Linked DNA regions of Homo sapiens: region 2 is linked to region 1. The links are chromatin loops, found by intact Hi-C in ENCODE. Cell type or tissue: sigmoid colon. All regions are shown on one strand.

Region 1 (8,000 bases):
GTCAAACTTGATTAGGGTGGGCCCCAAATCCAGTGACTGATGTCCTTATAAGGAGAGAGATTTTGGAGACTCATGGACACACATAGGGAAGAAGGCAACATGATGACAGAGACAGAGGTTGGACTGATGCTGCTACAAGGATTGTCCACAACCACCAGAAACTTGGTAGAGTCAAGGAAGGATCTTCCTCTATGCCTTCAGGGGGAGTGGAACCCTGCTGACTTCTTGATTTTGGACGTCTAGCCTCCACAACTGCAGGAGAATAAAATTCCACTGTTTTAAGCTGCTCAATTTGTAGTCATTTCTTGTGGAAGCCCTAAGGAAACTAATACACAGAGTGAAGCAAGTTGTGCTTGCATAATTGGGCTTGTCCTTTTGCTCTTCTGCTACTTTCATAAGAACATTCTCTGGATAGTCTATTGATAAAAGAGTGATGAAAGACACGTGGAACAGCACTGGACACAACCTACATATTGAAGCGGAGCATGGCTGATCTCAGCCTAAATCTTCTGACCCCAAGATGCATCAATGGGAATCAATGTTGCTTTGAGCTACTAATTTTTGAAGTATTTTGTTGCACTACATTCTATGACAATAGCTAACCTATGTAATATGTAAACATTTTATTTTGGCATAGTTAGCTGTAGACATTATGATATCATTCCTAAATATCTCAACAGGTACCTCTTACAAACAGGGACAGTATCCTTCATAACCTCAATACAAATTATCACACTCAGGAAGTTTAACATGAATACAGTGCTATTATCTAATACATACTTCATATTCTAATTTCCCCAGTTGTTCCAAGTATGTTCTTTGTGCTGGTTTTTTTTTTTTAATGTAGGATACAATCAAGGATTGCACATTGATTTTAGTTGTTATGTTTCTCTAGTTTACTTTAAACTGAAACAGGGAAAACATTTTTATGATGCTGTTTTTTAATGACACTAACTTCTTTTTCATGACACCGCTGTTTTTATTTAGTTAGTTATTTATTAAAAAAACTTTTATTGTAGGTTCAGGGGTACATGTGCCGTTTTATTATACGGGTAAACTCATGTCATAGGGGTTTGTTGTACAGATTATTTCATCATTCAGGTACTAAGCCTGGTACCCAATAGTTATTTTCTCTCATCCTCTCTCTCTTCCCACCCTCTACCCTCAAGTAGGCTCCAGTCTCTATTCTCCCTCTTTAGGTCCATGAGTTCTCATCATTTAGCTCCCACTTATACATGAGAACATGCAGTATTTGGTTTTCTGTTCCTACATTAGTTTGCTAGAGATAATAGCATCCAGCTCCATCCATGTTGCCATAAAAGACATGATCTGGTTCTTCTTTATAGCTGCATAGTAGTCCATGGTGTATATGTACCACATTTTCTTTATTCAATCTGTTATTGATGGGCATTTAGGTTGATTCCATGCCTTTGCTATTGTGAATAGTGCTGCAATGAACATTTGTGTGCATGTGTCTGTATGGTAAAATGATGTATATTTCTTTGGGTATATAGCCACTAATGGGATTGCTGGGTCAAATGGTAGTTCTGATTTTAGCTCTTTGAGGAATCACCACATTGCTTTCCACAATGGTTGAACTAATTTACACTCCTACCAACAGTGTATAAGTGCTCCCTTTTCTCTGACACTTCATCAGCATCTGTTATTTTTTTACTTTTTAATAATAGCCATTCTGACTGGTTTGAGAGGGTATCTCATTGTGGTTTTAATTTGCATTTCTCTAATGATCGACACTGATGTTTTTAAAGAGTTGTTTTACAGTATATCCCTCAATTTGGAATTTTTTGTTGTGTTTACCCTTGGTTAGATTGAGGTTAAATATTTTTGCAAAAATACCACATAAGTGATATTGTGTTCTTCTCAATGTATCACATCAGAGGGCATATGATGTCATTTTATTCCATCACTGGTGATATTAAGTTTGGCAATTTGGTTATAAAATGGTGTCCATCAAATTTTTCAGTTGGATAGGTACCTTTTAATTCTTTTTATAATTAATTAGTGATCTGTGGAGAGATTTGAAACTACGAGGATATGCTATTCCCAAAACAATTTTATTAACCATTGATTTCCAACATCCATGAATGATCCTTGCCTTGAATAAATACATATTTGTATATATATATATAGTATAAGTGTATGTGCATACGTATATCTATATGGGATCATGAGACTTACACTTTCAATACATTAATACAGATATCTTTATTTTCCTCCCCTACTTCATATTTTGTATTTTCCTTGTCCCAAAGTGAGAAGCCTTAGTTCACAACAGCATCAATATATTTACCCATCAAAATAAATCTCAAGATATACATTAAAGAATTTTGGAATTATTACACTATTACCTAAGTGCTAATTAACTTTTTTGAAAATCCACTCAGGGAGGCAAGAGAAATGTACTTAGTCGCATATTGAATAACAAATTCTTTTTACCCAATGTTCTTTCCTTTAAGACTCTACATTTTCTGCTTATAAAATTAGTTTAGATCAAAATTGATTCTAACATTAATGTAAAATGTATTGTTTATTTTTATTCATCTTTAAGTCATAGGTTTAAATGTTTCTGAAATTGTTCTGATGATAATTTTTTCACTATTTTCAACTTCTTTTAGAAAAAAAATACCTTAACTAAAATATTGGAGCATCTCTTCTGATTTGTTGCTTCTACTATTGTACCCAAAGTTCAGGTAGTTTTAAAATTTTAATATTGATAATATTTATTGTAATAGTAATTTTAACAGGCAGGTTAATATTTGGGGTCACCTCTAATTTTCATTCATATATACCTTTTAAGCCTGAAAAAAAAAGTCTATTTTTAGGAGTAGGTGTATTTTGAAACATTGAGGTCACACCTGCAGTTGTAAACTTTAGTACTATTTTAAAATTTTATTCTTCCATTGTGTCTTTTCATGCTTTTAAGGTTTCTTATTCATATTAGCAGAAACAGGATGCTTTGGTGGATAGAAGTCCTTTTTAGGCAGCTCAGTTTATTGCAGCTGCTCTTGATCTCCCATCTGTTGCTTTAAATGAGAATGCCTCTTATTGCTCAACCTGTGCATGTGCGTATAAAGTTTCCTTCTCCCACAGTAACACAAGAAGCCATAATATAAACCAATACCACTTATAGACTGGATTTGTAGTACACTCTTGTTTAAAACAGATGTCTTTCATCTTCTTACTATTCATGCTTTTTTTCATATTGGTAGAACAGGCTATGGATGTCTTTCCAGGAAATCTGACAAGTGTTTGGAAACGTCTCAATTTAATCAAATAGAGACTATATTAGAGTGATAATTCTTTCCCTTGATAAGCACTTATCAATTTCTCCTTTTTATAGAAAATTCAGTTAACACCAAAATCAGTACCTACATTTTTATTGAAATTAATATCTATTCAACAAAATTTTGTTTTAAACCTTAAAACAGAAATGGTAACTTTTATGTTAAGTAACTATGCTATTATATTTTTATTCTATGTTAAGACCCATAGAAGAGTAAATGAGAAAATAGCTATAAGAAAAGGAAATACTAACTGGGCTGGTTGACTTATAAAACCAAATGTGCCCTGGGATGGGTCTTTTTTCTGAGAGTGGTAAGATTGTTTGCTTGGGAAAGAATTTTATTTCACTCTCAACTTGCTAGAATTGATTTTACACTGTAACCCATACACCTGAACATACAGTAAGACTCTGAAACAACACTTGAACAAGGTATTTCCCCTATTTTTTCTTGCTATTTATCAAGATCTGTACTTACAAAGCAACTTAAGGTTTCCTCCTCTGAAGCTGGATGTATGTAATTCACAGTAACTTAATCATCACTGTGTAAAATAGTGTAAATAATATACACAGACTAAAAGTAATAAACATACCATAAATTTTCTGTATTTTTAGCACTCTGATAGTTTATGTATTAGGCTTGGAAAAAATAAAAAACAAGAGTTTTCATCCTAGAATTCCCACCACCTCTTACCAATTCCTAAATATAGTCACACTTTTCATCTTCCAGAAACTGAGATCAGAGTAGCACTCTCGGCTAAGCTTCCTGGAATATTTTTGGCTAACAACATAGTGCTTCCTTAGTATTTCTTTCAGTAAAATATACCCTGTGGAAGTTTTAGTAAATATTTCTAAATACCTATATATACAGATACTTTAAAAATACCTATTTGATTACAAGATGTGTTGGAAAAAATGCTTGGAGAAATTTAAACATATTCGTAAATTATTTTGAGTAGAAGCGAGAGATCACTCTGAAAATTCTAAATTTTTCCATTTCTCTTTAAAAATAGGCAGATCTCTCAAAAAAACCACTTCCTGACGCCCCAAATCTTCAATTTGTGTCTTTTAAGTTTTAAGTCTTAATCCAAAGAACCCTTTACACTTTATCAATAGCATTTTCCTCATCTGCCACCAGGTGGCAGGTGGATCCACTTTTCGGAACGCGACCCCGACCCCGCCCTACCGGAAGCTGTCATGTAAAGGAAATCTCTCTGGCCACGCCCAGAGTTCAGCACCATGGCCACGGACAGCGACACCGCCCAGTTCGGTCCCATGACTCGCTGCAGAGATTTTCACCACACAAAGGAAATGGCCAATCCCAACTGGTTCCAAGGGTCGCGTGACTGGCTAATTTACAATGCCAGAGGTGGAGGGGGGTAGGAACCCCTTGTTTTGGGATTTTTAGCCTGGAGGAGGAACAGACTGATATTAAATAATACACCATATTGCAAAATCCTGTGGTTGTTTTTCTCTCTCTACTCTCCAGAATCTCAGTGACTCGTAAATGCTGTCTTGCTGTACAGGGTAAAGGGGCTAGATTACCCAACCTCCGTGTGTTGGTTTATTCCGACAAAATGCGTAAGACAGCAAAGGCGGTACAAAAGTCAGTGTGCGTTATGGCGGCCAATACCTCGGCTTGCACAAAGCTGCCTGTCAGCTTTCCTAAGACACCAGCACTGGGACGGACTACATTTGCTTTTTCTCGATTTCCAATTAATTAATCTCGGAAACACAAACAGCAGCTGATTTTTTTGTTGTTGTTGTTCGCTTGAAATTACTATTTAAGGCAAAGACACTGGAGTGAAACACGAGTGTGTTCTAGAAGTAATGGTTTAGTTGTTATCTTCAGTTGCTTAGCGACTAATTAGACAAGAAGAGAACTTGTGGGTGGGGATTATTTGCGTTTTAGAACGGCAGAAACCAGGGGCAAATGAAAATGAGTTCAGGGGCTAGCGTTTAGAATCAATCTAATTAAATCTCAGTGCTGGGGAAGTAAGCAGCGCTAAAGAGGAACAGTAGGCAGTTAAGGTTCACAGGTGGGTTAAATTAAGCCGAGTTTTTGTTGTAATTTTTCCGTACCATATGGATTGCTTTCTCATTCCCCGTTGTTTTGGCGGCGACAAATTCGGATCTTTAACCAGCAGAGGGCGAGTCGACTGCATTTTTCAGCCCTCAGACACTCCCTCTTCCTCCCTTCTCTGCCCCTGGGAAATTAATTTACTAAGCTCTTCAAATACAGACGAAGCTGAGGAAGGTGTTGTGGAAGGCGAGCAGCGCGCAGGACTTGGCAGAGTGCCCGCCCTGTCAGCCTTGGATGTGTGGCTGCACCGCACTCCTGACGACACGGATCTCCTTGCTTGGGGCTGCAGAGGGGATTGCAGGGGTTGTTGCAGTAGGAAGCGGGGATGAAAAGCACCCCCATGCCCAGACGCCATAGATATTTAGGATCACTAGCTTCAGAGAACTGAGAGGGCCAGAGGTAGCCTAATAAAATGAATGTAAACCATGAAGTTGGAAAAGAGGAAAGAAACCGTTTACGTCTCAGGGCCAATACTCAGTGAGCTGGAACAATAACCAAAAGGGAGGGGCTCTGCTCTGGCTTTGCCTTTCTGGGAAGAAAAATTGGAGGATGAGGAGTAGGGAAAGGGAGAAGATGAGGGCAAAGACTAAAAGTTTGGCTGAGTCATCTTTAAAAGACAAGCAAAGCAAGCCAGCCCAAGGGAAGAGACAATGAAAGCAAGCCTGCCAGAATGCATTGCAGAGCAATAAAGCATGCTGTACAAAGTTAATTTATTGTTGGGCGGAGCCCTCCTCATTCTGGAGGGGCATACCACTTGCTCCAGAGGGATGATTTACTTTGTATTGTAAGACTTTGTAGAATCCCCCTGGCAGGCAGCCAGAACTCCCATTAATTCAGCATGTCCTTTCTCCTTCACATATTTATGTCTCAGAATTCGTCTAACTCGGTTTCAAACTAGTAAAATTAATTTTTTCTGGAGGCACTAAACTAAATTTTATGCAGTATTGCATTTTCTCTCCTTCAGTCATTAAATTTCTGTAGTGCTTGTGTTTAAAGGACACCATTTTATTAATAAATTCAATTCATAAGATAGTATTATATTCCCTTGGAGTTGGTATTGGAGAGGACAACAGTAAGATATCTTAAGATAGATCAACACTTTTCAGAATGCATGATTTGACTCACAGTTTCATGGCCAATTTTACAGATAAATTGCACTGTCATGGTGTTTTGCAGCACACCTGTGTTTCTGTAGCATTTCCCCTGTAAAAGAGCACTTGTAAATTTCCAGTGCATACACCCAAAATTTATTCATGTTGTTTCAAGATCCAAACAAGTGCCTAGTAGTATTGGCTAATATAATCTCCCCATAGAAACAAGAATTATCTTTTTAAAACCTAAGTACTAAGTCAGTGAGCAGGCACTTAATGAAAGAGAATATCCAAATAGCCAATAAGCATATGAAAAGGTTTACAACATCCTTAACTGTTAAAGAAATGGAAATTTAAGCCACAACTAAAAGCCTGTATCCATCCAAGAGCATGGCTAAATAAATAAATAATAAAAGCTGACATTTTCAAGCCTTGGAAAGGATGAAGCAACTCCAACTATCACACAGTACTGGTGGAGTGTAAATTGTTACAATCACTCTGAAAAGCTGGCAGCAATTTACTAAAGTTCAATAAAACATACCCGTAGATATGCACTCTTAGGTATACATCCAACAGAAATGCCTACGTGTATGTACAAAAAGACATAGACAAGAATGTTCATCATAGCTCAAACCTGGAAGCAATCCAAATGGATAAAGATGTTGTTGTTGCCATATACAGTAACATACACAGCAATGACAATTTTTTAAAAACTACTACATGCAACAATATGTATCAGCCTCACAGACATAATGCAATGTTTAGCAGGAAAAAAATCAGAAACAAATTTTTCTATGATTCTATTAATTTAAAGCTCAATAATTGTATAAACTACCCTAAGATGATTAAAGTGAGGATAGTGGTTGCCTCGATGGAGATAAAGACTGGAATGGGGAATGAGGGAGACTTCAGGATTTGGTAATATTCTATTTCTTGACATGAGTGTATTCACTGCAAAAATCTATTAAACTGCACACTATGATTTGTGCATATTAAGTATGGTATATTGCAATAAAAATATACTAAAAAATTTTACTGATGCAAATTGTATGTATTTATGGAGTACATGTGATAGTTTGTTTAAAAGACATAAGACAGATTATGTTGCACCCATGCTTAAAACAATTCAATGTCTTCCCATTGCATTGAGAGTAAAATCTAGATTCCTTAATATGGCCTACAAGGCCCTGCATAAACAAATCCTATCTAAATTTCCAATCTTATTAACCACTTCCTCCCTCAATTACCACACTTCAATTGCCCTGACCTTCCAACAGTTCCTAGAACATTAATCAATCTCTTTTCAGTCTTGGGGTCCTTGAGCTTGCTGTTTTCTTTACCTGGAGTGGGTTATCACCAGCTCTTTGCATGACATGTTCCTTCTAATATGTCAACTCAGATTAATGACGTCTCTTTAAAGAAGCTTTCCTTGACTCCCATCTAAAATCTCTGGGTTATTTTTCTATTTGCTGCCGTGACAAATTGTCACAATGTTAATTTCCCCTTGCTATGTAATATATTCACA
Region 2 (8,000 bases), 670 kb after region 1:
TTAACAACATTCCAGGCCATAAAGTTAGCCTCATAAGTATCTAACTGATAGGTGTGTGTGTGTGTGTGTGTGTGTGTGTGTGTGTGTGTGTGTGTGTGATGGAGTCTTGCTCTGTCCCCCAGCCTGGAGTGCAGTGGCATGATCTCGGCTCACTGCAGGCTCCATCTCCTGGGTTCACGCTATTCTCCTGCCTCAGCCTTCCAAGTAGCTGGGACTACAGTCGCCCATCACCACGCCCGGCTAATTTTTTGTATTTTTAGTAGAGACGAGGTTTCACCGTGTTAGCCAGGATGGTTTCGAACTCCTGACCTCGTGATCCACCTGCCTCAGCCTCCCAAAGTGCTGGGATTACAGGCATGAGCCACTGCTCCTGGCCTCCTCATAAGTATCTAAATGAAATTAAGTTAGAAATCAGTTACAAAAAGATAAAGGAAAAAAAAGTTTGGAAAATTTTTAAATGCACTTTTCAACAACTTGTGGATCAAAGGAGAAATCAGTAGAAATTAGAAAATACTTAGAAGAAATAAATGGTAATGAGAAGATTATATATCAAAACCTGTAAGATACAAGTAGTACTTAGGAGGAAATTCATAGCAGTAGTGTTTACATTAGGAAACAAATAAGGCTGAAAAAAAGGAGATAAGAAATTAAAAAACAGCAATAAACATAAAGAAAACAGAAAGAAGAAAATAAAGAGCAGAAATTAATGAAGTAGAGAAACATTCAGTAGAGAAGATCAACAAAGCCAAAAGTTAATTTAAAAAGACTAATAAAATAGCTTAACTTGCAAGAGTAACCAAGAATCAAAAACAAAGAGAAATAAGAAAACCATAACTAAATGTGCTACAGATATTAAGCAGGTAAGAGTTATAATAACTTTATGTCAATAAATATGAAAAATTAGATAAAATCAATAGATTCCCAGAAAAATACAATTCACCAAAAATGGCTGAAGAAGAAATAAAGAACCTGAAAATTAAAGAATTTGAATCAACTTAAACTTTCCGCAAAGCAACCTCCAGGCCCCAGTGGCTTCACCAGTGAATTCTGTGAGTCAATAGAAAACTGGATAATTGAATTGTGGTAGAGTTATACAATGGAGTGCTACCTAGCAATGAAAACAAACTACAACTACATGCATCAACATGTTTTTTGTTCGTTTGCTTGTTTGTTTTTGAGACACAGTCTTGCTCTGTTGCCCAGGCTAGAGTGCAGTGGTGTGATCTTGGCTCACTGCAGCCTCTGTCTTCTGGTTCAAGCGATTCTCCTGCCTCAGCCTCCCAAGTAGCTGGGATTACAGGCACATGCCACCATGCCAGGCTAATTTTTACATTTTTAGTAGAGACGAGGTTTTGCCATGTTGGCCAGACTGGTCTCAAACTCCTGACCTCAAGTGATCCACCCACCTCGGCCTCCCACAGTGCTAGGATTACAGGCGTGAGCCACCATGCCCAGCCCAAGATTTTTTTTCTTGCTTCTTCTTTTTTTTTTTTTTTTTTTTTTTTTTTTTTTTTTGAGACAAAGTCTCACTCTGCTGCCCAGGCTGGAATGCAATGGCACAATCTTGGCTCACTGCAACCTCCGCCTCCCTGGTTCAAGTGATTCTTCTGCCTCAGCCTCCTCAGTAGCTGGGATTACAAGTGCGTGCCACCACGCCTGGCTAATTTTTGTATTTTTAGTAGAGATGGGGTTTCACCGTGTTGGTCAGGCTGGTCTCGAACTCCTGATCTCATGATCCAACCACCTCGGCCTCCCAAAGTGCTGGGATTACAGGCGTGAGCCACTACACCCGGCTTTTTTTGCTTCTTTTTTTAAAAAAAAATTTGAGACAGGTTCTCGCTCTGTTCCTGTGTCTGGAGTGCAGTGGCATGATCATGGCTCACTGTAGCCTCGACCTCTCAGACTCAAGTGATCCTCCAGGCTCAAGCAATCGATCCTCCTGCCTCAGCTTCCTGAGTAGCTGGGACCACAGGCATGCACCACCACACCTAGCTAATTTTTTTTTGGTTTTTTTTTTTTTGTGTGTGTGTGTGTGTGTGTGTGTGTGTGTGTGTGGAAACAAGGTTTCACTCTGTTGTTCAGGCTACTCTGGACCCACCTCAGCCTCCCAAAGTGCTAGGACTACAGGCATGTGCCACCACACCCAGCCAAAAATTATTTTTATATGTGTAAAAAACTATTTCAAACAGATGAATATTTATTCTGGAAAGACTGGCTTTTTCTCTTTGCAAGATGAAAAGAGTTCCCTGATGGCCCTTAGATTCTGTCAAACAGAATCTGTGAGGACAGAAAGTTCAAAATGGGAAGCGCTTCGTGGCTCAGGACCTTTTAATGAGTAGAGAGTGAATGGGGCCTGATCAGTCCCTCTGGCTCACCAGCCTTTCCTAAGTGCACAGCAAACATGCTTGCTTCCTGCCACTCTCCACCCTCAGGTCAGGAGGTAACTGAGGTCTTGGCAGCTGCCCTTCAGTCCTTCCCCAAGCCGACTGAGCATCTGGAAGTTAAGCCAAAGGCCAAAAATGTCCTGACTTCCTGAGTAAGCACCTGTGAACTAATAGAAGACATGGTGAGGCCAAAGCAAGTGCTCAGGGGACATACTACTGCAAAGAACAGAGCAAAAAGAGTGATAAGAGATAAGGAGCGCCCAGAAGATCTTGTTCGGGGCCAGCCAGTGAATTCCCCTTTCTCTCTCCAGTCTCCAGTCCCCCAAATTTCCCATTGCAAGTGTCAGAGGCCCTTAGGTGCTTTTTTTTTTTTTTTTTTTTTTTTTGAGAGGGAGTTTTGCTCTTGTCGCCCAGGCTGGAGTGCAATGGTGCAATCTCGGCTCACTGCAACCTCCGCCTCCCGGGTTCAGGCAATTCTCCTCTCCAGTAGCTGGGATTACAGGTGTCTGCCACCACACCCAGCTAATTTTTGTATTTTTAGTAGAGACAGGGTTTCACCATGTTGGCCAGGCTGATCTCAAACTCCTGACCTCAAGTAATCCACCCGCCTCGGCCTCCCAAAGTGCTGGGATTACAGGCGTGAGCCACCGTGCCTGGCCTGGCTCTTAGGCTCTTGAGCTTGGAGAAGCATGAAGATGAGGGTGTTCTATGGCCTAAAAGAGAGATTTTTGTTTTTGATTTTTTTTTTGAGACGGAGTCTCGCTCCGTCGCCCAGGCTGGAGTGCAGTGGCACAATCTCGGCTCACTGCAACTTCCGAACCTCCACCTCCCAGGTTCAAGTGATTCTCCTGCCTCAGCCTCTTACAGGCATGCACCACCACACCCGGCTAATTTTATTATTTTTTAGTAGAGACAGAGTTTCACTATGTTGGCCAGGCTGGTCTCAAACTCCTGAACTCAAGTGATCCACCCACCTCTGCCTCCCAAAGTGCTGGGATTACAGGTGTAAACCACTGTACCCAGCCCCAAAAGAGAGCTCAGCTTTTTAAAGGCAACCAGTTGTAGGCTTTTGTACATGCTGTGGCCTTCCTTAGAATATTTTCCCTCCATCTTGTCCTGGCTTGCTCCTTTTAAAAAAAATTTTTTTAGAGACAGGATCTCACTATGTTGCCCAGGCTGGAGTGCACTGGCTATTCACAGTCGTGATTATTGCACACTACAGCTTGAAGTCCTGGGCTCAAAGAATCCTCTTGCCTCAGCCTCCCTAGTAGCTGGCACTACAATTGTGTGCTGCTGTGCCCAGCTACCTGGCTAGCTTCTATTCATTATTTGGATTTCAAATTATGGACCATTTCCTCTTAGAAATGGAACACCCACCACCCAACCACCACCACCCCACCTTCACCAACTCTCACCACTCCACCTTACTATTCTCCAAGAAGAGGTCAGAAGCCCTGCTCCCATGGCCCCTGTTATTCCCTTATCAGCACTATCCCACTCTAACAATTGTCTGTTTATTTGTCTACTCTCCCACTGGGATTTAAGTTTCCTGAGGTCAGGGACCATGACTGTCTTACTCACTACTGTATCTCTAGTACCAAGATACTGCATGATAGGTACTCAGAAAATGCTTGATATATGGATGAATAAAATGAAGGAATGGCAGAGAGGACAAGTGATAGAGATTTCCTCCACAAGTCTGGAGTGTGGTTCTCAGCAGCCTAAGGGGGGAGCCTTCCAAGCAAGGGAAAGGAGCACCAGGCTTTCTCCTCCCTTCCTCTTCCTTCCCACTCTTTCCCATTCTTTTGCCAGGGCACCGCCCCCCACAACACCCATTTCCACTTCTCATTTGGTGTGAGTTTGAGCTCCCTCTACTGACCAAACTTCAGAACCACAGGGAGCCAAGCCCAGGCACCCTTGCCAGTTACTCTTCGCTAGGAAGAGACCCTTCTACACCCCAGCACCCCCAATCTAGGATTCCTAAGGGACTGGAGTAAGGAGAAAACAGGGCTGGCCAACACACTGGAGAGTTCCAAGGTCTGAACCCGCACCTCCCATCCTCAACATCAGGAGCACTTCCCTCACACCCTCACCTCATGCTGTTTCCTGGGGTCTCCACTCCCAGACTCCTACTCCAGCTAATTCACAGAAATGTTGATTTCTGGAGCCTTTGGCTGATACATCAGCTCTGACTGTGGAAGACAGATCCCAAGATGGATTGAGAATAGATAGAAAGACAGATAGTGAAAGACAACATAGAGGTAAACCCACAGTGAGACAAAACAAAGATCAGAGTTGAGAAAGACAGCCCACTTGAGCTGAAGCCTCAGCCCTTTCCACCCACATCGAGGGCCCCTGTCCTATGAAGAAAGATTTCCTTCACCCCTTCAGTCTGCCTATGTCCATACACAGATAAGGGAAGTGACTGTTGATCAGATCTGCGGGCTTACTGGAGATATTATTTAGGGACAGCTCCTGGACAAGAACGCTCTCCCAAACCCTGACACATTCTCCTGAGAGGACCCAGCCTGGAGCTCACATCTTCACTGTCACTTCCACTGAATGAGTGTTCTGGCTCCAGCCCCTTCTCAGGGATGCTTCTCTCCTCCTCTGGCATCAGCTCATCCAGCCAGAGGAGTTCCTGTGGTGAGAAGACCCTCTCCAGGGCCTTTCGGACCCCCACAAGGCCCAGCAACTGCAGGAATAGAAACATGGCCCAGGCCTGTCAGCAACAGTAGTAGGAACATTAACAATAGTAACACTTATTGAGCACTTCCTATGTGCTAGGCATTGTATATCAGTTTCACTGAATGCTAGCACATTCCTATGAGGTAGATAGAATAAATTATTCCCATTGTACAGGGAAGGAAACTGAGACCCCAAGTGATTAGTTACTTCCCAGAGGTCACACATCTGGGATATATAAGCAGATTGATTCTACTGCAAAGCCTGTGACTCTTAACTTCCTCAATAAGAACAAGGCCAGAAGCCACCTATGTTATCACCTCACTGAGTAATAAAAGTGTCACCATTTCCTCTACCAAGACCTCAGATTTCTTCTGGGTTTTATATTCTTACCTGTGGCTGATCACTCCAAAGAGGTTGGGAAAAGAGGTGAATCAGGTATCCCAGGACTAGCCCATACATAGGTATCATCCTGCCATCTTTTTCTTTGTCTTAGGATTCCCAACCAGGGAGAGCCACAGCGAGTGAGAGGGGAGATTCTTCCTCTCGTGGAGGCCTTGGCCACCCTTCCAGGCTCAGAGTCTCCCAAGACCCTCCAGGACACAGCCCAACCCTGCCTCAGCTTACCATGAGGGGGAAGATGATGGCTGCAGGGGTAGACTTGATTATCCAAAGCAGCCCCAGACAGGCAAGCTGGATGGCTGTGAAGAGGTGGACCCTGGTCAGAGGCACATGCCGCAAGAGTAGCAGGTCTGGCTGGTGTTTTGCTGGCATCAACAACAGCTTCACCCTATTAGTGAACTAGGGGAACAAGAGGAAGAGGAAAGCAGGGCACTCAGGTAGCCTGATAGGAGGGTGTCACTGATAGCTATCATAGCCCAGCACTGGGAGCAGGCAGAGAGCATGGCAGCCGAGTCCCTGAGTCCAGGAGAGACAGGAAAAAGAGAGTAAGAGGGAAATTGGCAAGTGTAAGCAGGAGATGCCAGCAGAAAAGAAAAAAGGAGTAGGGTTGCTAGGTAATTTTGTTCTTTTTTGTTTGTCTTTTTATTCTTCTTTTTTCTTTTGTTAGGTGATTTTAATGGGCTCACCTGAATGCTGCTGAGCGCTGCCACCCCCATATACAGGAAGATGCCATAGAGCACAGGCATTGGAATGAACTGGTAGAAAGAAGCAGAGAGTTATCAAAGTTTACCTCTGCCAACCTCCCAGATGCCCCAGGATGCCCAGATGCCCTAGATCCCTCTAGCATCTAGCATCCAGGTCTGCCCAGGCCTTGCCTTTCCTTTCACATGTTTCATGCCGATCTTATTGAATCCTCAAATCAATTAGATGAAGTAAATGTTATTATTGCCTTCATTTTACAGATTGGGAAATTGAATTTCAGAGGGACTAAGTAACTTTGTCCATTACCTGGCCTACCATTCCAATCTTATCTATCACATTTCCTTCTGTTCTTTATGCTCCCACTATACTAACCGCCTTTCCTTCCCTCAACATGCCCAAGTTTGTTCCTACCCCTTGCAAAGCCTTTTGCTTTGCTATTCCCTCCACCTAAAATGCTCTTCCCCCAGACTTTCTCATGACCAGTTTATTCTTATTACTCATGCCTCCTCTCATGACACCCTGAAAGGTCTTCATTGACTTTTTAACTTCAGGCCCCATCTAAAGTAGCCCCTGGCACTCTTAATCATCTTATCTTCTTTTATTTTTCACAGAAGTTATCACTATCTAAAGTTATCCTATTCTCTTGTTTTAATTTGTTTTTTTGTTTTTGTTTTTTTTTTTTTGAGGTGGAGTTTCGTTCTTCCACCCAGACTGGAGTGATGTGGCTTGATCTCGGCTCACTGCAACCTCCATCCCCCCAGGCTCAAGCGATTCTCATACCTCAGCCTCCCAAGTAGCTGGGATTATAGGCACCCCCCACCACGCCCAGCTAACTTTTATATTTTTAGTAGAGATGGGGTTTCGCCATGTTGGCCAGGCTAGACTCGAACTCCTGACCTCAGATGATCCACCCGCCTCAGCCTCCCAAAGTGCTGGGATTACAGGCGTGAGCCACCGTGCCTGGCTTCTTGTTTTAATTTTTAAAAATCTTTCTCCTCTCACCAGGTTGTAAGGTTAGAAAAATGATTTCTTTTGAGCACCATTATATCCCCAGTACCTAGAACAGTGCGTGGCATGTGGGTTTTTGTTTGTTTTTTTGTTTAGGGTTTTCTGTTTTTTGGGATTTTTTGTTTTGTTTTGTTTTTTGAGACAAGATCTCACTCTGTTGCCCAGGCTGGAGTCCAGTGTCACAAACCTGGCTCATTGCAGCCTAGACCTCCTGGGCTCAAGTGATGCTCCCACCTTAGCCTCCCAAGTAGCTGAGACTACAGGTGCACACAACCATGCCCAGCTAACTTTTGTATTTTTTGTAGAGACGGGGTTTCGCCATGTTGCACAGGCTGGTCTCAAACTCCTGAGCTCAAGCAATCCGCCCACCTCGGCCTCCCAAAGTGCTGGGATTACAGGTGTGAGCCACCACACCCGGCCTAGCATATGGTTTATGCTCTGTAAATGTCTGTAAATGAGAGTCACCCAGTTAGTAAGTGGCTGATCCGGTCCATCTGGCTCTTTCCCTACTCCACTTTCACCCAGCTTCCATGACCTTTCCCTTCCCTAACCTCTTGTCGTCCTGCCAGTGACCCTTGTCTGACATTCTCCACACCCTCCTTGACTGCTTGCTGTCTTGGCTTGTTCAACCTTTTTGCTATTACTTGTTACTTAATTTTTGCTCATTTGTGTGTGTTGCTGGTAGGGGCTTAGTTCCATATTTCTTTTCAATATTCCACTGACCCGTACTTCTCCCAAGTGCCTAGCAGTCTTGCATATAGCAAATATTCCATATACCTCTGGTGAAGGAGAAGTGAAGGCTTTTTGCCTCAAAGTTTT

The links. Hi-C counts contacts between places; a loop is a spot of excess contacts. Peaks named below come from ENCODE experiments on the same cell type or tissue, not always from the same donor. Only the 100,000 strongest peaks of a DNase experiment are listed, where the experiment ranks them.
Region 2: it touches region 1 in a loop (14-fold over the local background); 16 of 110 quality-filtered maps call a loop at or near these places.

The regions. Positions count from the first base shown.
Region 1 is chr5:141,037,816-141,045,815 of GRCh38, reverse strand. No RefSeq gene overlaps it. Among named protein-coding and RNA genes, the nearest start is that of PCDHB1, 9.6 kb to the left of the region's middle. RefSeq lists enhancers at 3,797-5,200, 4,396-5,330. In sigmoid colon, a CTCF peak has its summit at 4,416 (motif pointing right); DNase peaks (open chromatin) are centred at 4,535 and 4,915; H3K4me3 peaks cover 1,340 bases; H3K27me3 peaks cover 760 bases.
Region 2 is chr5:140,369,321-140,377,320 of GRCh38, reverse strand. SLC4A9 (solute carrier family 4 member 9) reads right to left here. Exons shown (of 22, transcript NM_031467.3): 18 at 6,158-6,226; 19 at 5,697-5,870; 20 at 4,924-5,079; 21 at 4,478-4,576; 22 at 2,180-2,494. The coding sequence ends at 4,523. ANKHD1-DT (ANKHD1 divergent transcript) reads left to right here. Exons shown (of 2, transcript NR_186045.1): 2 at 6,139-6,425. Among named protein-coding and RNA genes, the nearest start is that of SLC4A9, 13 kb to the right of the region's middle. In sigmoid colon, CTCF peaks have their summits at 4,063 and 4,262 (motif pointing left); a DNase peak (open chromatin) is centred at 4,220; H3K27ac peaks cover 836 bases.